Regions from separate parts of the Homo sapiens genome. Here region 2 is linked to region 1. Evidence: chromatin contacts called from ENCODE Hi-C or POLR2A ChIA-PET data. All regions are on one chromosome and are shown on one strand. Each heading gives the region's core, a stretch centred on a gene start or an enhancer-like site at or near the end of the contact. The rest is flanking DNA. Distances are from core to core; before and after follow the strand shown. Region 1 holds the start of RAMP2-AS1 (RAMP2 antisense RNA 1). Region 2 holds the start of HSD17B1-AS1 (HSD17B1 antisense RNA 1).

The links. A loop is a pair of places that touch in the nucleus more often than their neighbours do. ChIA-PET counts read pairs that join two places held with the same protein, here RNA polymerase II (POLR2A). Pooled maps may share reads with other maps.
Region 2: a pooled map shows a loop between it and region 1 (2.7-fold over the local background). The contact joins the promoter of HSD17B1-AS1 here to the promoter of RAMP2-AS1 in region 1. A Hi-C loop is called at or near these places in 1 of 168 maps with a recorded cell type or tissue (GM12878), 19 of 37 single-sample maps with no recorded cell type and 11 of 50 pooled maps. POLR2A ChIA-PET finds 5 or more read pairs at or near these places in 8 of 52 experiments (A549, B cell, HEK293T and 5 more).

What each region holds. Positions count from the first base shown.
Region 1 is chr17:42,757,360-42,763,918 of GRCh38, reverse strand. It overlaps RAMP2-AS1 (RAMP2 antisense RNA 1), which reads left to right and starts at 2,662. Exons shown (of 6, transcript NR_024462.1): 1 at 2,662-3,039; 2 at 3,208-3,284; 3 at 3,406-3,493; 4 at 4,039-4,180. RAMP2 (receptor activity modifying protein 2) reads right to left here and starts at 2,692. Exons shown (of 4, transcript NM_005854.3): 1 at 2,561-2,692; 2 at 2,020-2,085; 3 at 1,456-1,564; 4 at 878-1,322. The coding sequence starts at 2,657. The coding sequence ends at 1,067. RefSeq lists a silencer at 2,489-2,578.
Region 2 is chr17:42,551,162-42,557,720 of GRCh38, reverse strand. It overlaps HSD17B1-AS1 (HSD17B1 antisense RNA 1), which reads left to right and starts at 2,919. Exons shown (of 1, transcript NR_144402.1): 1 at 2,919-5,285. HSD17B1 (hydroxysteroid 17-beta dehydrogenase 1) reads right to left here and starts at 4,798. Exons shown (of 6, transcript NM_000413.4): 1 at 4,691-4,798; 2 at 4,430-4,597; 3 at 4,103-4,282; 4 at 3,834-3,927; 5 at 3,139-3,316; 6 at 2,507-3,052. The coding sequence starts at 4,787. The coding sequence ends at 2,783. RefSeq lists enhancers at 1,224-1,771, 2,587-3,154, a silencer at 2,778-2,937, a promoter at 4,798-4,874 and a cis regulatory region at 5,324-5,340.

The DNA of each region.
Region 1 (6,559 bases), core at 1,413-3,912:
AAAAAAAAAAAAAAAAATTAGCTGGGCATGGTGGCTCACGCCTGTGGTCCCAGCTACTTGGAAGTCTGAGATGGGAGGATCCTTGAGCCCAGGAGGTCGAGGCTGCAGTGAGCCATGTTTGTGCCACTGAACTCCAGCCTGGGTGACAGAATGAGACCTTGTTTCAACAAACAAACAAACAAACAAACAAACAAGGAACTAGTGATTGCTGTAGAGATGGCAGTTTTCTGACCCCAGGGTCCAGTGCTCCTCAGCCTTGAGCTTCTTCCAGATCAGATACGTCTTCTGGTTGCTGGCTTTAGTGGACACCAGGGGGCAGTGTGTTGCTAGGCTGCAGGCCACACCCAGTCCAGGACAATGTAGGATGAGGGCAAGGGACATGGAGAGGGGTGGTGAACCTAGTAAAGGAAGCCCCCACTGCTTTCTCCCTCAATTGTGAGGGCCTTAGGAATGGATTCCTGTTGCTCAGTCAGGGTTCCTCTTCCCAGGCCCTGTGAGTAAACTGAAGCATGAAGAAGAGGAATAGTCAGGGCTCCTGGGCAGCCTCCTGCTCCTCTTGCAGGAGTCACAAGCAGAGATTCCTCCCTTGCCCCTTCCCCCACACCTCCCCAGTTGCAGGCCCCCAGCTGCTGTCCAGACCGGAAGGGAGTCTCTTCCTGCTTGTTTCCTGGAGCCGAGTTTGGATATAGGCAGGAAAGGCCCGCCTGGGAGGAAAGAATATAGGGGTGTGACCTTCATGGAGGCAGGGAGCAGGGGGGCAGGTGAAATGAACAGAACAATGGGCCATCCAGATTTTTCCAGTTCTACTACCCAGGGCTGAGGGCCTGTGGCAGTGGCAGGGAAGGACACAGGTTCCACTGAAATGGGGAGAAGGACATTGTACAAAAAAAAAGTTTTATTTTGAAGATTACAGAACTTGTGCCATGACCCCACCTGGCTTCCATTCCCAGCAATCCAGGGATCTGTGGTGGGGATGAGAGTGAGAAAAGGGAGTAGGAGGGGAGGAGGGAGGCCTGGTGGGGGTGGGGAAGTGGAGTAACATGGTTGTTGAGAAGCTCGTGGCCCCCTAGGCCTGGGCCTCACTGTCTTTACTCCTCCATACTACAAGAGTGATGAGGAAGGGGATGAGGCAGATGGGGGCTATGATCATGGCCAGGAGTACATCCTCTGGGGGGTCAGAGAAGGTGGGCTGCACCAGGGAGCAGTTGGCAAAGTGGATCTGGTGAGTCTCAAAGATGATCCTCTCTGCCAAGGGATTGGGGAAGCCCAGGTCAAACAACTCTGCAAAGTGCTCCAGGCAATCTCGCAGGGTGCTATAAGGCCTAGGGGCAGAAGAGGACTTGAGTGAGAGAGGGGGTGGACCCAGGGAGAAGAGTGCCCCACTCTCACTCAGGGTCTACCTGCAATGAGCAGGTCCACCCCCTGGCCTGAGCCACCCTCCATCACTGCCCCTACCTGCTAATCATGGCCCAGTCGCACCAATCCTTTTCGATAGGATCCATTTGATCCTTATAATGATTCCAGCAAAATTGGACAGCTGTCTCATAGTTCTTCACCGTCCCCCCTGTAGGTACAGATGCTACACAATGACCACACCCCTACCCCTCCCTACAAACCCTCCTGCCCAGGTGCTTGCAAGGTGAACTGCCTGTCTTCAAACGTGGGAACCCTTCAGAAAGTTTCCCTAGCAAAACATTCTGGCTGAGGACAGAGTCCCAGCTCAGGAATCCTATAATGACTTCCATGTGCTAAGCACTTTCCATCCCAGCCTGATAAGAACTTCCACGTACACCTTTTCCTGGGGTCTTCTCGCCCACTTGTGAGGTGGGCAGCTCAGAGCCGTGCAGGGGCTTTGTAGGAGGACAGGGAGAAAGACCACGAGGAACCCCAAGAAAGAACAGAGGGGAGTGTAGTGGGGCATCAGCTGGGGTTGGGCAGGCCTCGTGGGAAAGGAACCCTCCCCACTGAACTTGCTCTCGTCCTTACCCTCGGCCACCCTTCCACACCCTGGGTACCCACCTTCTGACCCTGGTGTGCCTGTGGTGGGAAGAGGCTGAGCCAGGGCCTCGTGGGGATTCAGGACAGCTGTGGGAAGAAACGGGAGAGGAGGGTAACATAGCGGGGACCCCGGCAGTGGAGCCTGCGAGGGGGGTTGGGGGACTGAGACCCTCCGAAAATAGGCTACCTTGGAAGAAAAGGAGGAATAATCTAGCCCCCACGGACGCCTCAGTGCCGGGGAGGGAGGGGCTGGCACCAGCTCCTTGTCACTCACACCCAGGCCCAAAGCCCCCTCATCTCTGGCCAGCTTCCGTCCTCCTAAGCCCTCTTCGAGGGGCCGGGGCCAGCACCCCAGCTTTCCCTGGGTGGGAAGCAGCTCATGCTGCGCCCGCCCCGAGGTGGGGTCAGGGACCGTCCGAGGGCCAGTGCTGCTAGGTACGTCGGTCCTAACCCGCACCCCAGGGCCCGTTCCGGCCTCGGCCATCCAGCCCCTCTCCCCTCTCCCCTCTCCCCTCCGGGGCCTCTCGCGCCTCCCGCCCGGGCCTCGGGGCGCCGCGCTCACCGCCCAGCAGGAGGAGGAGGCGGAGCGCTGCCGGCCGCCCGACTCGGGTCCTAGGGAGACGCGGGCCGCCGGCGCGCTCCACCCGGAGCGAGGCCATCGTGCAGCAAGGAGGCGAGGAGCGGCGGCGGCGCTGAGCCGGGCCCGGGTGTGGGGGCGCCTATATCCCCAGCCCAAGCTGCAGGAAGCCGCGCCGCTTCCTCGGAGGGGCTGGGACGGCGGCGGCCACGTGGGGGGCGGGGGCGACGCTCGGGGCCCGCGGCTGGAGGGGGAGTCGCTGCCTCACCCGCGCCTGGCGCCCGCGGCTCCCTCCGCCTCGCCGGCGTTGGCCCACCCTCTCGTAGCTCACCCCGCGAGGCTGGACAGCTCCCGGAACCCCGGAACCGGGATCTATTTCGGGGGCTCGGCTGCGTGGCGCCCAGGACTCTCCAGGGTCTCCCAGGATCGCTCCCCGAATTCGAGTCGCCCCCTCTCTCTTTCGGGTCTGGAGGGGTCGGCAAGCTGCTCTCCCAGACGTGGAGAAGAGGGAGGGGGCTGGGAGCTCCAGCGGCCTCTCGACGCCGCTGCTTCTAAGGGGCTGTCCTGGGTTGTGGGGGAAGGGGCGCCTGGAGCTGAGCCATGCAGCTCAGGGTTCCTTATCCTATCCCTAGGAATACCAGCTGATGTCAGTCCGCCAGCCAAAACCAGGGAGGAGAAGCGGGAGCCAGCCCTCTGGAGTCGGGAGAAGGTCTGGGGAGTGGGGTAGAGGGGAAAGCAAAGTCCAAATACCTTCCCTTCAGACACCTCCTGGGGCCTAGACCCCACAAACCTGTTGTGGGGAGGGCAAAATACGATGACTACGTTCCCAGGAAGAAGGTGCCACAGCTCTTCAGGACCACGGTTGGGAGAAAGAATGGAGGGGTTTTAGAACCTTCAGTGTGCGACTTCATGTGCCAGGTGAGTGTAACACCATTTTACAGACCGAGAAGCTAAAGCTCAGGGCCAACAGCCCGGGATTTGAATTCAGAAGCTCTGGGTTCTAATTCTGTCTTCTTACTCCCCAGCTATAGAGCCTTGAATGACACGTTTACCTTCAGGACTTCTCATGTGAAATAGGGACATTCCCCTCCTCACTGTATGATGGCAGCTGTGAAAGGGCACTGCACTCGCTAAATGCTAGTTTCCTTTCCTCTTTTCCTAAGTGACTTATCTAAGGTCACACTGTTAAGGAAGCAGCAAGGCTGAGTCTGGGCCTCCGGGGGTCCTGACTTCAGCCACACCACAGCTGCTTCTTGTGTCCTGGGCCAGAGGTTCATTAGTCTGAAGCAGCTGAGGAGCCCAGGAGCTGGTTTGGCCATGACGTTCAAGTCCCAGACACAGCTGTCAGCACCAAACTTTCCTAAATTACTCCCAGACACTGACCCTTGGACTCAGCTGCTGCTGTTGTCCCAGTTTACTGATTCCTGCCCACCACAAATTATCTGTCCTGATCTCTCCTGAAGTCTTCATCTCAGGATCTCAAGCTCTTGGATCATGGGCACGGATAACCTGTTGTCCTCCTCTATGGTCAAGAGGCTGCTTTTGCAAAGAATCCAGTGGGAGAGAGTCAATGGCCTGCTTGACGTGAACTCCAAAGTCCTCCTGGTAAGGATCATTTCTACAATGATGCAGAAAAGAGCCATGCAGTCTCTGAGACATTTCAGGCTGGGACCAAATCTAGTCCTTCCTGCCTGCCTAGGATTGCTCCTTTCAAGAAGGAAGCATGGGAGATTTCTGAGTGATAAGATGGGAGGAAGGAGCAAGGAGGTGCAGAAAGCAAAACAAGCCATTTTCACTGGGTTGGGGCCAGAAGCACATGAGCCCACTATGGGTTAGGACTGGGGTTGGGGTCAAGATTAAAGGGGACAAAAGCAAATGTTAGATTTAAAATAGAGCCTGGGCAACATAGTGAAACCCTGTCTCTACAAAAAAAAAACTATAAAAAAATTTTTAAAAAATTAGCCTGGCATAGTGGTGTGCACCTGTAGTCCCAGCTACTCGGGAGGCTGAGGCAGGAGGATCACTTGAGCCCCAGAGGTTGAGGCTGCAGAGAGCTGTGATTGTGCCCTATCTCAAAAAAAAAAAAAAAGGACAATATGGCATAATGATAATGGATAATCATAACGGATGAAAGAAAAAAACTGATGAGGATTCTGAAGGTAGGTTCTGCCTCTGTCTTACTGCAAGTAACTTGAGCAGGTTATTTCACATCTCTGGAGCTCAAGATTTTCATATGTAAAATGGCCTTAAGATCAAAAAAGAAAATATAGGTAACTTGGTAGGAAGTTCCTATTTTATTTTTATCTTACTTTACTTTTTAGGAACAGGGGCTCACTCTGTTGCCCACATTGGAGTGCGGTGGAAGAATCATGGCATGCTGCAGTCTTGAGCTTCTAGGCTCAAGAGATCCTCCTGGTTCAGTCTCCCAAGTAGCTAGGACAGCAGGCATATTTTTTGTAGATATGGGGGTCTTGCTTTTTTGCCGAGGCTGGTCTCGAACTCCTGGCTTCAAGCAATCTTCCTGCATCAGTCTCTTAAAGTGTTGGGATTCCAGGCATGAACCACTGCACCTGGCCCTTGGGAAGTTTTATTTTTAGCCTAGGGTTGGGGTTAAGTTTGCATCATGATGTTGAGACCTCCAAAGGAGAACTTATTGTAGTCATTCCTGAGCTCAGGTGTCCAAACTGTCTAATTGGAGAATCTGGGAATTTTCTCTCGTTTTGATTTTCCTCTTCCACTTTTCCATGCCAGTTGGATGTTTGAATGTTTTTATCGACCTCTGAGAGCATCCGGGTAACTGAGGGTTTACTTTGGGGGTCTTTGGAGATGAATAGGGACAGGAGACCTCACCTTTCTTTTCCATGTAGCCATAGGAGATAGTCCCACGATCTGATGATCTGTAGCAATGGGTAGAGGAAGGGCCGTATTAGGAACAGAAGCTAGTTTCGTCATGGGAAGTCCCCTGTTTTCCACTCCTGAGGGCCCTCACATTCCCTTTCTAAGCCCCTTTCTGCTTTTGCTATTAAAAAATACAGTTTTTAAATTGCAAGTAATATGTAAGTATATACTTGTTGCAAAATATTTAACCCAGAAAACTTTGTATCCCCACTCATATCTCATTTCCCACATATTCTGGATTTTTTTAAAGGAAAGCATAAATGGGATTTGATACTCCTATTATTCAGTGACTTTTTTTTTTCTTGAGATGGAGTCTTGCTCTGTTGCCCAGGCTGGAGTGCAGTGGCGCCATCTTGGCTCACTGCAACCTCCGCTTCCCAGGTTCAGGTGATTCTACTGCCTCAGCCTCCTGAGCAGCTGGGATTACATGTGTACGCCGCCACATCCAGCTAATTTTTGTATTTTAGTAGAGACAGGGTTTCACCAGGTTGGCCAGGCTTGTCTTGAACTCCTGACCTCAAGGGATCCACCTGCCTTGGCCTCCCAAAATGCTGGGATTACAGGTGTGAGCCACTGTGCCTGGCCTCAGTGTCTTTTAAAAAATGTGATACTATTGCTGGGTATGCAGCTCATGCCTGTAATCCCAGTTACTCGGGAGCCTGAAGCAGGAACTTGAGCCCAGGAATTGGAGACTAACCTGGGTGATATAGCGAGACTCTGTCTAAAATAATAATAATGATAATAAAGAAGCCAGGCACAGTGCCTCACACCTGTAAACCCAACACTTTGGAAGACCAAGGCAGGAGGATCACTTGAAGTCAGGAGTTCAAGACCAGCCTGGGCAACATGGCAAGACCCTGTCTCTACAAAAAATAAAAATAAATTAGCCAGGCTTGGTGGCACATGCCTGTAGTCCCAGCTCCACAGCAGGCTGAGACAGGAGGATCCCTTGAGCCCAGAATTTTAAGGCTGCAGTGAGCCATGATCATGCCACTGCATTCCAGCATGGGCTACAGAGTGAGACCTTGTCTCCAAATAGAAAAAGAAGAAAGAAAGGAAGGGAAGGGGAAGGGGAAGGGGAAAAAG
Region 2 (6,559 bases), core at 1,670-4,169, 210 kb after region 1:
GCCACCACGCCCGGCCAATTTTTATTTTTTTGAGACAAAGTCTCTGTTGCCCAGGCTGGAGTGCAGTGTCCCAATCTTGGCTCACTGCAGCCTCCACCTCCCTGGTTCAAGAGATTCTCCTTTGTCAGCCTCTGGAGCAGCTGCGATTACAGGCGCCCACCACCATGCCTGGCTAATTTTTATATTTTTAGTAGACACAGGGTTTCACCATATTGGCCAGGTTGGTCTCAAACTCCTGACCTCAAGCAATAACGTCCGCCTCAGCCTCACAAAGTGCTGTGATTATAGGCATGAGCCATCACGCCCGGCCCTGTCATTTTTAAAAGATCATTTTAAATGCACTGTGCTAATTTTACTGCTGATGGGCAAGAGTGGAATCAAGAAAACTAGTTAGGAGGCTACTGCTGTAATTGAAGGGAAAGATGACAGTGTGCAGTCTCGAATAGGGTGATTTTGGAATATGCTTTGATGAGCAAAGGTAGAGCTGTCAGTATTTGCTGCTGAATTGGTTGAAAGGTGAGAGAGACTGGAGTCAAGGACTACTCCAGGGTTTTTAAAACCAGTATTGGGAAAAATGGAGTTGTCATACAGTAAAGTAGAGAAGACTGGGGGAGGAGCCGGTAGGAGGACTGGAAATGTGGAATTGGGGTTTAGACACATTAAGTTCATTGCATCAGGTGGACGTGTTGTATTGAGTAGGCAGTTGGAGATACAGACCTGGAGTCTGTGGGAGACAGTGGGGTTTCTTTGGTGGGGGGGTCATCGGCATCTAAGTGCTATTCGAAGTCATGGGACTGCAGAAGATTATATTAACAATGTGAATATTCACAAGCTTGAAAAAATGAATGTACGGAAGAGAGGGGGTCACACTTTACCTCTTATTATCCCACCCCCAGGGGTGACCTTGTGAGCCACACCACACAGGTACACACATGCACGCATATGTACACACACTGTCACAGAGGGGCAAAGGGGGTTGGCGAGAGCGGGACTGAGAGCAGATCCCAGGCCTCAGAAACCCATGCCACCTGGGCCCCCTCCCTGTGGCCTTCCTGGATGCTGTAGGGATAGCAGATCTGTCTGGGTCAGCAGGTCAGGGCGACTGGCAGGAGGGGGTGGCTGGGAGGCCTCTTCCTCCAAGAGCAGGGGCAGCACATCATCCAACAGGCAGAGAAGACCCTCATCCGAGGTAGGGGCAGGTCAGGGTGGAGTGCCTGCCTCCTTCCCCCAGTGCCCCACACAAAGCTCCAAGAGCTCCAACAGGCTCCTGTCTGTTTCCACTTCCCAGGCTTTCTGTGGTCATGTCCCTGCCCACTCCAAAGGGCCATCCCCCTCAGCCTTGCCTCCCTCTCAGACCCAGCTGAATCCCTGCCTCGGTACCGCCCCCTCCTGGGGCACTCCTGCCCCCTTCCTCTGCTGCATCCTCACCTAGCCTCCTATCTGTTCACACCTCCCCTGCACCAGACCTCCACAGAAGTTCAGACAGTGGCTCTACAACCCTACTGGCCCCTATCAATGACTCCTGCCCCCCTGGGACCCTCCACTGGGCTCAGGAAAGACGGGCCATTGTAGCAAAGTAGCCAGTCCTGTAGCCCCAGCTGGACCTCCTGGTGAGGCAGCTTGCCAGATGGTGGGGATCGCTCAGTCCTCTGGGGCAGAACAGGGTGAGTGGGGCTGTCTCCCTTTGATTCACTTAGCCCTCTTTCTTCTTTACACATTTGCAAAATGTGACAGTAGTCATATTACTATTCATTCTAATAACAGTCCTTGCTGGCTATTAAACCTCTATACTAGCACTTTCAGGCATTATCTCCACCATTACTAAAACCGATTAGATAGGTATTATTATACCCATTTTACAGATAAGAAAGACTCAGAGGGCCGGTCGCGGTGGCTCATGCCTGTATGCCCAGCAATCTGAGAGGCCGAGGCGGGCGGATCACCTAAGGTCGAGAGTTTGAGACCAGCCTGACCAACATGGAGAAACCCCGTCTCTACCGAACATACAAAATTAGCCGGTATCCCAGCTACTTGGGAGGCTGAGGCAGGAGAATCACTTGAATCTGGGAAGCGGAGATTGTGGTGAGCCGAGATTGCCCCATTGCACTCCAGCCTAGGCAACAAGAGCGAAACTCTGTCTCAGAAAATAAAAAAAAAAGAAAGAAAGAAAGAAAAGAAAGACTGAGAGAAAGCAAGGAACTTGCCTGAGGTCTCATGGCTAATGGGGTCCAAGTCACAACCTGACTCTACCCCAAGCCAATTCCCACCTAACTCCTCCTGCAGATGCCCCTTGGTTATCCAGAGACTGTGTCTGGCCTTTAATATGGACTTGAGGTGTGATCCTGGGCTGGCTTCTTTCTGGACCTTGGTTTCTGAGTTTTTCGGTTGGTTGGTTCATTTGATTAATTGACAGGGTCTCACTCTGTCACCCAGGCTGGAGTGCAGTGGCCCCATCATGCTCACTGCACCCTCCAACTCCTGGGCTCAAGGAATGGTGCCACTGTGCTGATTTTTAAATTTTCTTTATTTTTGTAGAGATGGGGGTCTCACTGTGTTGCTCTGGCTGGTCTCCAACTCCGGGGCTTGAGCGATCCTCCTGCCTCCGCCTCCCAAAGCGCTGGCATTACAGGCGACAGCCATCGCGCCTAGCTGCGCTGGTAAAACTGGCTAACGCGATCTATCTTAATTAGCCACCCACAGCTGCTACCGCCGCCCCATCCCCAGGGACCACACAGACCCAGGGGACAAAGAAGGGCGCGGGAGACAGCGGCTGAGGAAGCCTTTACTGCGGGGCGGCCGGAGGATCGCCGAGCTCAGGGTCCCCCACCGCACCGCGCCCGGCCTCGTCCTCTGCCCCAGGCCCGGCCCCGCCCCCAGCCTCGGCCCCAGCCTCGGCCTTTGCCGGAACGTCGCCGAACACTTCCCGGTGCATGGCGGTGACGTAGTTGGAGCCGCTGGGGTCGTCCAGGCGCATCCGCAGCAGGGGCAGGAAGCGCTCGGTGGTGAAGTAGCGCAGGGTCGGCTTCGGGGCGCGCAAAGCGGTGAGGAAGACCTGCGGCGGCGGGAGGAGAGCTGTGGCCACCGCTGCGCGCCGGAGGACGCACCGCCCCCACTCCTGGAGTCCAGCCCGGCGCTCACCTCCGCCACCTCCTCAGGGTTCTGCGCCGCCTCGCGAAAGACTTGCTTGCTGTGGGCGAGGTATTGGTAGAAGCGGTGGAAGGTGTGGATGTCCGTGCGGTCCAGCACCTCCTCTGGGCTGCCCAACACCTTCTCCATGAAGGCGGTGTGCACTGGGCCGCACTCGATCAGGCTCAAGCTGCTGGCCGGAGAGCAACGAGTGGGAGGGGGCGGACGCCAGCCAGGCCCCAGTCCCAGCCCCAACCCCAGTCCCAGCCCCAACCACGTCCCGGCCCCCGACCGCGAGCAGCACCGCTGCGCTGGGAAGTGAGGCGGAAAGGGCGCTGGGGATAACCAGAACATTTGAAACGCGGGTTCCTGCCGGAGCAGCCCTCCCAAATCCATCTGAGGCTACAAGGGAGCCCTGGTGTCAGGATTCGAATCTAGCGGGGTCCCTGGCCGCTGTGTGACCTTGGGCCAGTCACCTAACCTCTCTGGGCTGGAGCTTCCCCATAACAATACCAACACTTCAGCAGCTAGGTCAGCAGGTGGCACAATGCGTGCCATGCGCCCAGCCCAAGTGCCTGGCACACAGCTAATGTGAGCCGGGCAGAGAGGGCCAGGGAGATCGCCCCAGAGCGGCTCCCGCAGGACAGGGTGCTCGGCGTCTCTAGGTCAGAGTTAAGAGGGTTCGGGGAACGGGGGTGTTGACTCACTGGACCCCAAAGGGCAGCAGCAGAACCGCCAGACTCTCGCATAAGCCTTCGAGCGCGAACTTGCTGGCGCAATAAACGTCATTGAAAGGCAGCCCTTAGGTGGGGAGACGAGGTTCCTGAGGCGCAGCGGCCAGGGGGTCATCCCCGGGCAGACGGTGCCCCTCCAAGCTGACGGCACCCCACTCCACCCCCCCCGCGGAACCTGCCTTCAAGGCTCAGCTCCGCACACAAAGAATCTGGAGCTGCCGAGGCCACTCCCTACCACTCACCCATCAATCCTCCCACGCTCCCGGTCACCAACACGCGTCCCGAACCGCGCCTCTTCATGTCTGGCAGGAAGGCCTGCAGCATCCGCACAGTCCCTACTACATTCACGTCCAGCACAGAGGCCACGGCGTCCTCCCCCAGCGCCTCCAGCGGCCCCAGCAGGCCCAGGCCTGCGTTACACACTGCGGAGACAAGAGGCCCGACCAGCCCGCCTCAGCATCACCCTCAGCACGGCCTGTCCCCTCGTGCTCCCTGGGCCTGGGAACATGTTGGTTTCAACGCAGGGCGGAGAAGGCTCCTAGGAGCCCATATGCTTCCAGGAGGCTCACCCAGCACGTCCACGCGGCCCTCAGTCACGCGTTCCCGGGCAGCGGCCACGGATTTTGAGTCCCTTACGTCCAGCTGCAACGTCTCCAGGGATCCCGGAGGGCATGCCAGGGCCCGGGCCGCCTCCCACAGCCGGCCCTGTGTTTTCAGGTCCCTCAACGTGGCATACACTGGAGGTTTTGGGAGAGGAGGAAGATCTGACTTCCCTTCTGGCCTCCAAGGGCTCCTCCCTTCTCTCCCTCCCTGTCCCTGCCTATCTATACCTTTGAAGCTCTGGGATGGATCTGAAGCCAGACGTACGGCCAAGTGCAGGCCGATGCCCGAGGAACAGCCGGTGATGAGCACCACGGTGCGGGCCATGGTGAGACTGTGGGGAGAGGCTGGGGCTCTGGGCTTGATATCACCTGCTTCGCCCCGCCCCGCCTGCGGGCCCCCACCCCTTGTTGTGTCTCCCACGCAATCTCAAGGATAAGCCTTCCTGCGGGTCCCTGGCCCGCTCTCCCCACCCTGTTCTGAGCCAAAACAGACATGAGCCCACTGCTTGGAACAACAAACTGTCCTGGTTGCTGGTCAGAGGGAGGGGAGGCTTTACAAGCAGGTGTGGGTTCCCACGTGGGCACAGAGTGGCCCCCTGGGCAGATTCCCCTGGGTATGCCTCTGTGCCACAGGAGCGATTATAGTGACCGCAGTTTGCTGCAGAGGCTGTGAAAGTAAAGGCGTTGGGAGGTGGGAGATGATTGTATATGTGCTGGTTTCGTCCAGGGTTCCTAGCTCATAACTCACATGACCATGGTTACAGTCTTACGTTGTCATGTTGGGGTGCCTCAGGCCTCAAAAAACAGCCTTTCGTCTCTCTGACCTTCTCCTGTCCTCTTTTCAGCTGCCCAAGGCAGGACTCTAATCTGATTGTGGGTTGTAGGATCCTCATTCCAGAGTGGGTCCTTGCCCCATACCCTGGAGAAAGGAATGCTGCACAAAGGCCCAAAGAATCTGGACTGGCCTTGCTGGGCTTAGATCAGACCCTTTTTGCCCAATCACATTATCACAGTTGTCCATGCTTCAGTCATGGACAGCCAATGGAGTTCTCCATAAAAGGCCCAAAGGACAGGGTTCGGGAGCTTCTGAGGGCTGAACGTGTGGAGGCTGACAGAATGTGCCCAGAGGGTGACGTAACCCCAACTCTATGGAGATAGAAGCTCCTGCTCTGGACCCTTCCAGACCGCCCTGTCTGTATCTCTTCATATGGCTGTTTATTTCTATCCTTTAAAATATGCTTTGAGGCTGGGCACGGTGGCTCATGCCTGTAATCCCAGCACTTTGGGAGGCCCAGGAAAGGGGATTGTTGGAGCCCAGGAGTTCAAGACCAGGCCAGGTAACAGAGTGAGACCCGGTCTCTGCAAAAAATATTAAAAAGCTTCCCAAGTAGCCGGGACTACAGGTGTGTGCCATCACTGCCACCATACCCAGCTAATTTTTTGACTTTTTTGTAGAGACGGGGTCTCACTTTGTTTCCCAGGCTTTTTTTTATTTTTGAGACAAAGTATTGCTTAGGTTGGAGTGCAGTGTCTTAATCTTGGCTCACTGCATCCTGCATCTGCCTGGTTCAGGCGATTCTCCTGCATCAGCCTCCCGAGTAGCTGGGATTACAGGCACCCGCCACCACGCCCAGCTAATTTTTAGTATTTTTAGTAGAGACGGAGTTTCACCATGTTGGCCAGGCTGGTCTCAAACCCCTGATGTCAAGCGATCTGCCCACCTCAGCCTCCCAAAGTGCTCGGATTATAAAAAAGTGCCACCCCACCTGGCCCTGTCATTTTTAGAAGATTATTTTATTTTGAGACGGAGTTTCGCGCTTCTTGCCCAGGCTGGAGTGCTGTGGCACGATTCTGGCTCACTGCAACCTCCACCTCCCGGGTTCAAGCAGTTCTCCTGTCTCAGCCTCCCAAGTAGTTGGGATTACAGACACGTCCCACCACATCCGGCTAATTTTTGTATTTTTAGTAGAGATGGGGTTTCTCCCTGTTGGTGAGGATGGTCTTGAACTCCCAACCTAAGGGGATCAGCCAGCCTCCACCTCCCAAAGTGCTGGTATTACAGGCGTGAGCCACTGTGCCCATCCTAAAAGATCATTT